2 separate regions of the Mus musculus genome follow, and region 2 is linked to region 1. The links are chromatin loops, found by intact Hi-C in ENCODE. Cell type or tissue: gastrocnemius. All regions are shown on one strand. Each heading gives the region's core, and the rest is flanking DNA. Links, peaks and the distances in the headings are about the cores only.

The links. A loop is a pair of places that touch in the nucleus more often than their neighbours do. Peaks named below come from ENCODE experiments on the same cell type or tissue, not always from the same donor. Only the 100,000 strongest peaks of a DNase experiment are listed, where the experiment ranks them.
Region 2: it touches region 1 in a loop (2.8-fold over the local background); 26 of 42 quality-filtered maps call a loop at or near these places.

The regions. Positions count from the first base shown.
Region 1 is chr1:106,152,525-106,158,127 of GRCm38, forward strand. Gm20753 (predicted gene, 20753) reads right to left here. Exons shown (of 3, transcript NR_040630.1): 3 at 101-223. Among named protein-coding and RNA genes, the nearest start is that of Gm20753, 16 kb to the right of the region's middle. In gastrocnemius, for the core only: no CTCF peak of the experiment used is centred there; a DNase peak (open chromatin) is centred at 2,926.
Region 2 is chr1:106,379,078-106,384,680 of GRCm38, forward strand. It overlaps Phlpp1 (PH domain and leucine rich repeat protein phosphatase 1), which reads left to right. Exons shown (of 17, transcript NM_133821.3): 14 at 1,241-1,345. Among named protein-coding and RNA genes, the nearest start is that of Gm41928, 140 kb to the right of the region's middle. In gastrocnemius, for the core only: no CTCF peak of the experiment used is centred there; no DNase peak of the experiment used is centred there.

The DNA of each region.
Region 1 (5,603 bases), core at 489-5,488:
GGCTCACAATCATCTGTACAGTTACAGTGTACTCATATATACATAAAATAAATAAATAAATCTTAAAAAAGAACATAGACTTGATATCAGGAGACTCAGGTAAGAACTCCAGTGCCTGTTCATTTAATGTCTCTACAGAATGTCTCTCTCTCTCTTTCTTCTTCTTCTTCTTCTTCTTCTTCTTCTTCTTCTTCTTCTTCTTCTTCTTCTTCTTCTTCAACAACTAGTAGGACCACAGGGGATCATTTTTAGAAATAAAAAATAGCATAGAAAGCTAACTTTTCATTCATTTTCAATGATTTCTTTGGCTAGTGTGGTGGTTTGAATAGGTTTGGTCCCTGTAGACTCATGTGTGTAACTTCTTGGCCCATGGGGAATGACACTATTAGGAGGTGTGGCCTTGGAGTAGGTGTGCTCTTGTTGAGGAAGTGCTTCACTGTGGAGGTAGGCTTTGAGTTCTCTTCCTATGCTCAAGCTCCACCCAGTGTGGAAGAGCCCCTCCTCCTAGCTGTCCACTAGTCAGGCTCTCCTGGCTGCAGTCAGATCAAAGATGCAGACTCTCAGAGCCTTTTCCAGCATGCCTGCCTGCATATTGCCATGTTTCCTGCCATGATGTTAGTAAACCTCTGAAACTGTAAGCCAGCCCCAGTTAAATGGTTTCCTTTATAAGGGCTGCCAAGGTCATGGTGTCCCTTCACAGCAGTAAAACTCTAAGACAGCTAGCATATTGTAGGTGTTTCTTTTGTACTCTGCCACTTCCTTCCTTCAGGAGACCTATGCAGGGATGTTGTTAACTCTTTCTATGTCAGAGAAATCATATCTCATCCTGTGATATTCGTCCCTGGGTTTAAGTTTCCTCTTTAAAGGCTACTTTTCAAGCACTTCAGAGAACACTGAATTCTGTTCTTGCAAATCTGTTGCCACTAATCTGGGTGTGGTGATACATAACTGTGATCTCAACACAGAGGAGATGATGGAGGCAGGAGAATCAGATCCAAGACCAGCTTAGGCTACACAGTAATGTGCTACAGTAAATGTGTGGCTGGCTTAGCTTCATGACACCCTGTCTCCAGACAAGACAAGATGAAAGAAAGGAGGAAAATGGGGGCTGGCAAGATGGCTCAGCAGGTAAAGTGCCCACCACCTACTCTGACACCTTGAGCTGGATCCCTGGGACCCACATGGGGCATGGGGAGAACTGACTCCCAAAATGTGTCCTCTGACCTCCACAGTCACACTATGACATGTGCGCGTGTGACAAGCGCACGTGCACACAAACAAGTGTGTTGGCACTTTGCTCCTAAACCAAGGCAGAGATGCTAATGCTTAGAATAGTTCCCCACCCCCCCTGAGTCAGTTTCTCTGTATAGCTCTGGCTGTCCGGGAACTCATTTTGTAGACCAGGCTGGCCTCGAACTCAGATATCTTCCTGCCTCTGCCTCCCGAGTGCTGGGATTAAAGGCGTGCGCCACCACGCCCAGCTCATTTTTTTTTTAACTGCTAATTACAAATACTTTAAATGCAGCCATAGGCATGGTGGAAAGTATGTGTTGGCATGTAAATGACCTTTCACCTGACCACAGTTATAGGACAGGGCAGTCAGGGCCGAACAAGGGTCCAGAGCACATTGCATACTGGGTTCCTTTGGCTACTATGATGAAGGAGTACAAGTTTAGCATCTTGAGAGGCGAGTGTATAACCCTCCAGTTTGGAGTCCAAGTTCCAACAGTCAGGTTGGCAGGACTGCCTTCTTTTCTGGGCTCCTGGGGCAAGCCCCTTCCCTTCCTTTTCCAGCTCTAGAGAACTTCCCAGATGCCTTGCCCCAGCTTTCTCCCATTTCCAAAACATTGCTGTATCCTGTGAACTCCAGCGAGGGACCTTCGCAAGGACTCGAGCCAAAGGACCACCAGGACAAGGATAGCTGTCCAGGCTGGACACAAACCTTTACCCCGGGATATCTCTAAATGTGTTCAGTTGACATTGGAGAAGTGTCTGTCCTGTCTGCTAGCTCCAAAGCAAATCTGTTATTGATCTATCAGGCGACTTTAGATGTTTGTTTAATGTTTAAAATCATTTAAAACCGATCTCTCAGTATTGTATTCTTCGAAATGTATGGGTGTTATCAAGCATAAATAAATAGTCTATTCCAGTTGCTTCCTCATCCATCCTCAGTAGCATTTTGGATATCTACTTGCTCTGCTGATAGGTGCGATTGCCATCCACCGGCATACGGCAATGGTGTGGTGGTGGACTGACTCTGCAGTGCTCAGCCCCTCTGATGTGGGACCTTCCTCTGCCCCTTGACAACTATTCATTTTGTTCACTTTTGCGAAGAGAAGCTGCTAAACACATTGGCACACATATATTTGTCAATTAAATACTGTGGGGGGTGTTGGCAGACTATGTGGAATCTCTGAATTCCAAACGGATGCCCTTCTCTTAACTACACTTATCTATGGTATTGTAGATGCTTTAGATAGAACTGTTTGGAAGGTGGTAGTAAGTTGCAAGGGGCAGATGGGGAAATCAGCACTAAAATGCGATGGTAAGCTTTAAAAAACAAAAGTAAGAGCTAGACTGTTCTGTTCATGTTCCGTCTGTTTGGAGGGTGAGTGTGGCACAAGCCATGCTAGGAAGCACAGCAGAAGGGAGTGCGGGAAGAAGGCGACATTTGTTACCAATTATGCTGTTGGTTGGAAGCCAAGTCCTGAGTTCGAAATTAACAAAAACAGATAAGGAGTCCTCCAGGAAGCTCACTTTCATCTCACGATGAAATTTAATCTAACATTTGGTAGCTTGAGTGTAGCCTTTGACTCATCAGCAAGGAAAAGCAGCTTGGCCTTGTTTGTTTTCCCTGCTTGCGCCTTGTTTGGGGTGTCAATAGTGCAGAGCCTGTGACAGGCAGCTGATCTCTGGGGAAGCGCAGCCAAACGGAAGATCCCAGCCAAGCCAGGAACTTCAGCTCAAACACTCATCTCAGGCACACAATGCCGCCCCTTGTGCGGCTAAAGAACAGGGCCAGGGCTTTGTACCAGGATAGGAATGACAATATGCCCTAAGATTCACTTTCTTAATACAGGGTTTGTGTTTCTGTCCCATGAAAGACAACTGTGTGTCCACTGAAAACAGGGTCATATTCTTTGTGTGGTGTCCTGGAAAAATACACAATCATTCTAAAACTCCAAATATTTTTTTACTATAAGGCTCATTAAAGAATTTGAACTTAATTCTTATATTCTAACACCCTGGTTAGAAATGTCTGTAACGAGTATTCTAATAACCTTGATTGCAGCTTCAGTCCAATCACTGAACTACTAGCCTGGGGTTCTTGACTGCTCTTTTACTGGAGTGTCTCTCTGGACACTCCAGATGACACTTATGAAATGTTTGTTTCCAAGCCTCCTTTGGTGATTTCTCAATGCCACGTTTGCTGTAGAGCTACCAACCTTCCAGCTTTAGTAACTATAAAATCTTCACCACAAGCTACTGCGTCCTGCTTGAGCGCTGTTCCGTTCATGGAATTATCTCAATATATTGCTTCTGCCGTTCCCTCCTAAAAACTAAACAAACAAACAAACAAACAAACAACAACAAATATGGTCCTTCTGATTTTTAAAACTGTAGCTTTATAGCTGGTGACACATGCTTGTAATCCAGGTACTTAGGAGGCAGAGGCAGGGGGATTGATGCAAATTCAAGGCCAGCCTGGGTTACAGAAAGTTCCAGACCAGCCCCACTACACAGTGAGATCCTGACTGAGAAACTTTTAATTTTTCTGTAAGCGCTTCACATCTGCTTTGAACATGTCAGGTGGATGCAACCATCAGTGGACTCCTTAGACAAGGGCAGCAGTTTTCATTTCTAATAGCAGCTGTCTGTTCTCCTACATCCTCCTCCTTAATGTCTAAAGTTTTCACCCTTTTAGTTATTTGGCTGTTTCCTTCACAGCACAAGATCTCTATCCACATCGATGCTTCCTTCCCTTCACCTCTGTAGGTGCTCTCAGTCTCCCACCCAGGCCCTTAGGTGCTCTGTGACCACAGATTTTCTGAATTAGTGATGTAATACATTTGGTTACATCAATTTTCAACCAATATACCACTGGATCATATAATATATTTAGGACTAATTTTCCTTCTTGCAAAAATTTTTTTTTTGTTTTCCCTCCACTTAATAGGTGTTTCATGTTTTCATTTGGTGGTCTATTTTCCACACCATGGAGGAAGCCCCAAACCCTCCACTGGAGCGCTAGTGTTTTCAGAATTCCTGGATCCCAGGGGTTCCCCCTGGGTATCTCCTAAGATCTCACAAGAGGTCTTTGGAGTCCTCTGTCCTTCTTCCACTTGAGGATCTCTCTTCATTGTTGATTTGGGGACTTTCTTGCCCATTATTGAGCTGGGATCTGTTTCCTGCATCCCTTACCTTCTATTTCTTGGCGTATCCTTCATCTCTCTGAAAAATCTTCTCCAGCAGCACTCTAGATATACAATTCCTTACAGTAAGGCATGGGGCGTTTGTGTATTCAAAAAACTATTTCAATCTACATGAATTCCTTGTCTTAGTTAGGATTTCCATCGCTGTGGAGAGACACCATGACCAAGGCAAGACTTATAAGGACATTTAATTGTGGCTGGCTTATGGGCTTAGAGGTTTAGTCCATTATTACATTGGCTGGAAGCTTGGCAGAGTGCAGGCAGGCATGGAGCTGGAGACGGAACTGAGTATTCTACATTTTGATCCCACTGCATCCAGAAGACTGTTTTCCATGCAGGTAGGATGAGGGTCTCAATGCCCACTCTGACAGTGACACATTCCCTTCAACAAGGTCACACCTCCTAATAGTGCCACTCCCTCAGCCAAGCATATTCAAAGACATGATCTATGGGGGCCAAAGCTATTCAAACCACTACACTCCTTTGGACCTGTTTTCATTTATTCATTTCTTCCCTAATGACTGGTCAGTGTTTAGGCAAGTGTCTAATTTTCCTGCATTGACAGGCCTTTCCTTTCCTTCAGGGGTGTGAGGCATGCACTATCATCCCTTGGACTTGAAAACTCTGAAGAAATTCTGACCACAAATAGAATTAATTTTCTTCTTCATAGAAGCTTTTAAATTTTCTCCTGACCTCATTATTTCAAATTTTGTGATGGTATGCCTTGATGTACATGTTTTTTAATTTATTCTGGCTATTTGATATTTTTATTTTCCAACAACCTAGAAATGCACAACATCCTTTAATTTGTGAAAACGATCCTTCATGATTTCTGTTTCTGTTGAGACATAAACCATTTTCTAATTATTTTCTATTTTCCCTATTTTCTTACATTTCCATTTCTAAAAGTAATCTCTCTGTCTCTGTCTCTGTCTCTGTCACTTTCTTCCCCTCTGTTTCTGTCTGTTCTCTCTGTCTCTGTTGTCTGTCTCTTCTTTCTTGCTGTCTCTCTCTGATGGTCTCTATGTCTGTCTGTCTGTCTCTTCTGTCTGTCTCTGCCTGTTTCTGTTTCTGTCTCTATCTCTGTCTCTCTGTTTTAGCTTTTTCTAAGAAGGCTTTCCTGTCCTCAAATTGTTGCTCAGCTGTCTGCCCATGGTTAGTGCTGTGGTC
Region 2 (5,603 bases), core at 333-5,332, 230 kb after region 1:
TACCTTCCGGTTATACCCCAGAGTCTTCTTAGTAACTCCGGAGAGTTTCCACATGCTTCTGTGACTAGGGTTGTGCTTGTCCAGGAACTGGAGTGAATCCATTCGGGAACTCTCCAGGGCTCAGTCCCTTTCCAGATGTCAGCGTGGTAGACAGTCCACACAGCCATCTTCTTGGGAGGCTACTTAGTTACCTAGTTAGCTAGACAGGCAATTGCTTCATTACAAAAGATTTTTGAATGAGGCAGAAACACTAGTATTTTTTGTATAACTATTTGAAAATGGAATTATTTCTGTGAAAATTCTTTGATCTATAAAGATTATCTGTCTGTGGAAGGGCACCATTAGTAAGTAGTCATTAGCTGAGAGAGAACCCAAATCTCACATCTTAAAACATGGAGTGAACTAGTAATTCATTAATGTAATTTTACATGTCTCTTGTGTGGCTTGTACTCCTAATGAAGACACTGAAAGACGGAGGGAGTGGTGAAGCCTCAGTGATGTGCGTTGGCTATTTAAATACATGGCATGGACAGGATTGGGTTTGTAGTGAATGCCAAAGACATCACACAGCTATGAATTTGCTCTTTTCAAGTTTGAGTGCCCAGTTCATGGTGTAAGAATTATAAGCTAACATGACACTTAATTTCTGTTTGCTTTTAAGTTTAGTTTTATGTATATCTGTACTTCATATTAGTGTTAGTGTTTGTGCAGGTACTCACAGAAGCCATAGGTCACCCTGGTTCCTCAGGAGTCATGCACTTTTTTTCTTTTTAATTGAGACAGGGTCTCTCACTGGGGTCTGGGACTCACCATTAGGCTAGGCTGGCTGACCAGGGGTCCTGTGTCTATCTTGTCAGTGCTGGCATTGCAACTTTTTATGAAGACTCTAGGGGTTAAATTTAATTTCTGGGCTTGCACTTTCCCACCTGAGCCATCCCCCTGCTCTCTTAAGTTGTATTGTTTACTCACATTGTGTGGATATGTAGTGTACAGTCTGCCAATATCTAACTGATGCTCTGCAGTCACTGTGAAAACAGTCTTTGTGCCACAGCCACACCCTTGTTCTCATTATCAGTGTAAGGCACCTGAGGAGCAGGTTCCTGATGCCCGTAAATATTTCATTCACTCGACACAGCAGAGGTGGAAAGTGGGGAGTGCTTAGCAGTGTCCTCTCTCAGGTAAAGGCAGCAGATCTCCCTCGGCTGTCCCTAACGATTCCTGCGGCTCTTTTTGCCCATAGTAACATTCGCTGCTTCAAGATTGACCAGCCGTCAGCAGGAGATGCATCAGGAGCCCCAGCAGTATGGAGTCATGGTTACACTGAAGCATCGGGAGTAAAAAACAAGTATGTTGTGTGAAACTTTGGACTCAAAAATGCCCACTGTATGCCTCTTTTCTTGGGTAGGAGACTTGCACCCTTGGGTATGATGGTGCATCCTTGTGTTCTGTGGAGTTTCTTAGAGCATGTTTCTGCAGAGTGAGGCTCACTCCTCAATGTTTAAGCACCAGGCTGAGGACCTTCTTGGCATCACATACTCTCTTTTTGTTAGAGATGTTGCTAGGATACAGTGTAACTGACACATTATATCTATGTAAGCCTCCAGTGTTTGGAAAAGGCCTAAGTATTGAAATGTATCTCGGCTCCTTTGAAAAGCCCTTTATCTTTCTGGGAAGTCTGTTTACCAAGAGAGAAATAGCTGATTGTCTATACTCAAGATCACTTACATTGCTGACTGTAATATGCCTACATTCTCAACTAGCTTGGCAGCCTTTGATCTCAATTCCCTGTCATGGCATCTGCTTCTGCCTCTAGTAGCGATTCATTGGAATTTCTTTTAATAAACGGTTTTCACCAGTCACCTTCCTTTAGCTATGAATGCAGATTTTCCTGATAATGCAATCAAGCTGATCAGACTTGCTCACATTGTATGAAAGAGGTACTGATGATTAGAAAAGCAGAGACCTATAAATTAGAGTAGTCATAATTTCTTTGGCTAAGGTACAAGAACGCAAAGTATTGAGAGTAATGAATGAATACAAAGTGGAAAGTGATCCAATAATAAGCTTGTTAAATCATGGGCATAGTTAGAACCAGTCAGATAAAGCAACATTCCCATACAGGCCTATAATTCCCAGATAGTGCCCAAGTCCAGAAGCATGGAGCTCCCCCTGGAGCTGGTGTTACAGGGGGTCCTGAGCCCCACCAGCTGTGCTTGGTGGCAGCTAAACTCCAGTTGTCTACAAAAGCAGTTTGTATTCCAACTGCTGAACCATCTTTCCAGCTTTGGTTATTTCTAATAACCATGGTCTTGTATTTCTAAGATAAACTCCACAAGTTTATCATATATTGATATTTCCTTATGCTTTGGAATTCCATTTGCTGGTAAGTTGTAGAAGATGCCTGTGTTCCATGATGAATGTTGATCTGCATTTTCGCACGTCACTTCCTGGTTTTGATGCCACAGTAACACCAGCTTCAGAGATTTTGAAGTTTGTACAGAGTGAACTTTAGATCCTCCTTAAATGTTTAGAGGACAATACCAGCCACTGGGTTTGGAATTTTCTTGTGTTTTTCATCAAACATTTCATTTAGCATATGAGCTATTTTCTTTAGTATCTGCTCTTAAATGAATTTAGTAATTTATACATTTCAAGGAATTTGTCTATTTTATTTCCTTTTCAAATGTGTTGGATCTTGAGGTAGATAGATTCCAAGCTTTCCGAGGAACCAGCACACTGATTTCATAGTGACTGTAACATTGCATTCCCACTGTCAGTGAGCAAGTGTTTCTCAGTCATTTGCATTTTCTCTTTTGAGAACTGTCTGTCAAGTTCTGTACCCTATTTTTTGTTTTTGTTGTTGTTGTTTTCTTGATGTACAATTCTTTTAGTTCTTTATATATTTAGATAGTAACCATCTATTGGATGTGTCGTTGATAAAGCTCTTTTCTCATTCTGGAACCTGCCAGTTTGTTTGAATAATGTTGTCCCTTGCCATATAGAAGCTTTTCAGTTTCATGAGGTCCCATTTGGTAATTGTTCTTACTGCTTGTGCTATGTTCTATTCAGGAAGCTGCCTCCTGAGTTCAAGACTTTCCCCCAGAAGAATAATCTGAAGTTTTCTTTGATCAGATTCAGGGTATCTGGCATTATGTTCAGGTCTCTGATCAGTTTGGAGTTCAGTTTTGTGTCCAGTGATAAATATGGGTATATTCCCACTCTTCTACCTGAGCCATTCAGTCTGACCAGCACCATTTGCTGCAGATGCTGTCTTTGCTCCAGCGTGTATTTTTGGCTTGTCAAAAAATAAAAAATAATCTGGTATCATCAATCCGATTCCATATAATGCTATTTTCGTTACTATAGTTCTTTGGTACAACTTGAAATCTGGGATGGTGATACTTTAAGTGGTTCTTTCATTATTCAAGATTGTTTTAGCTGTCCTAGGGTTGTGTGTGTGTGTGTGTTTTATATGAAGCTAAAAATTTCTTTTTATTTCTATGAAGAATTATGTTGGAATTTTGATAGGAATTGTGTTGAATCTGTAGGCTGGTTATGGAGGATGGCCATTTTCACTATATTAATTCTACCATCCCTGGGCTAGGAGATCTCTCCACCTCCTGATACCTGCTTCAGATTCTTTCTTCAGTTTCTTAAAGGTTTTATGATTACTAGTCCTTCCCTTGCTTGGTTAGAATTATCCATATACATAAGTGTGAGTGTGTGTGTGTGTGTGTGTGTGTGTGTGTGTGTGTGTGTGTGTTGAGGTTAATGTAAAAGGTATTATTTCCCAGATTTCTTTCTCAGTCTATCATTTGCATTTAGTAAGGCTTCTAGTTTTTGTCTGTTAATTTTATATCCTGCTACATTGCTTAAAAATGTTTCTAATCTATAGAAGTTTCCAGGTGGATTTTAAGGGTCTTTTCAATTTAAAGCTGTATCATCTGCAAATAAAAATATTTGGCTTCTTCTTTCCCCAAATTTTTCATTTTCAGTTTGGGTTTTCCTTGGTGATTCTATTTCTGCTCTCATGTCTTGAAATGGTTTCATTATGCATTCCACTGTGTATTTTCACAGCCTTCCTGGGGTGATTTATCCATGTCCTCTTTAAGGTCCTTGAACATATTCATGGTACCTATTTTGAAATCCTTGTCTTGTGCTTCATTTCCCAGGGCCTCCTGTAGCAGGCTTTCTGGGCTCTGGTGAAAGCATTCCATCTTGGTGTTCTTGTTTGTGGTTTTCCACTGGTGTCCAGGCATCTGGAATTAGGATGACTGAGGTGATTCTGGGTGCTGATATCTGGTCCTGTCTTTGTTGGACAGGACATTCTGTTCCTTGGTTTCTGCTGCCCTCTCTGGATCTTAGGAACGTGTATGGCTGTAGGTTCCCTGGTAGAGAATACTTCTGAAGGTCATCGAGTGGCCAAAAGTAATAGAGATGAGCTTGAAATAAAGCCAAGAATGGCTGTGGGAAAGAGCTAAGGTATCCTGTCCACATCCAGAGGTGGGATCCCCAGGGAGGATGGGCAAGTAGGCTGCAGTAGAAAAGGCTATGTCTGGAGAGTCAGGGATGGTCAGACTAGGAGGACCCTGGGTCAGAACAAGAGCTGGGTAGAGTTGAGGTGCAAAGGGGTACCTGCAAGCTGTAATCAGGCTGCTACAGGACTGAGGGTGAGAATAAAAACAGCTAAGCTAGGTACAGGGAATGGAGGTAAGTTGATGGAGGGTGGGAGAGGCTGTTACAGGGCTGGGGTGAAAGTGATGAAGAGTAATGTAGGAGGCCTCCTGAATCCCAGTCACATGTAGCCTCTGAGTCCCAGGTAGCAAGTGTTCCTAGGTACCTGGCTAGAAGGTAGTATGCTGTGTTTAACTTTTGTACTTTAAACCTATTTTCCTCTTTGTATTTTAAATGCTCTTTTTTATAGTCATCATGTAGTCATATCTTGCTTTTTTATCTGGTTTGATTTTTCTGGGTTTGAAGGTAATTTTTAGGTCTTTTATGTATATCTAGTGAAGATAGCTTAAGTTTAGATTTCAACTTACTATTTGTTTATTCTTTGTTTTCTTTCTTGCTTATGTTTGTTTGCTTGTTTTCAAGACAGGGTTTCTCTGTGTAACAGAGCCATGGCTCTCCTAGAACTCTATTTGTAAGTCAGGGTAGCCTTGAGTTTACAAGATCTGCCTGCCTCTGCTTCCCAAGTGCTGGTATTAATATGTGTGCCACCATGCCCGGCTTGTATTGCTTAGAGTGTGTATTGCTTAGAGTGTGTGTGTGTTTGTGTGTGTGTGCGTGCATGCGTGCGTGTGTGCGCTTGAGCACATGTCTTTATACAATAATCTTTTACTTATTACAGCTTACCTCCAATCACTTCACAACATTAGAAACATCTCAATTTCTCCTTCATCTACCTGTATATTATATTGCCTTGTGTTTTCCTTTCTAATTTTTTTTAATATTCCAAAATGAACTGCTAGCATTTTAGCTTAGTCTTCTGCTTTCTGAAGTAGTGTTTCTCAGCATCAATACCATAGGCAGTTTGAGCCAGCTATAACACAGCAGAGGAGGAGACATCCTATTTATTGTGGGGTGTGAGCAACATCTCT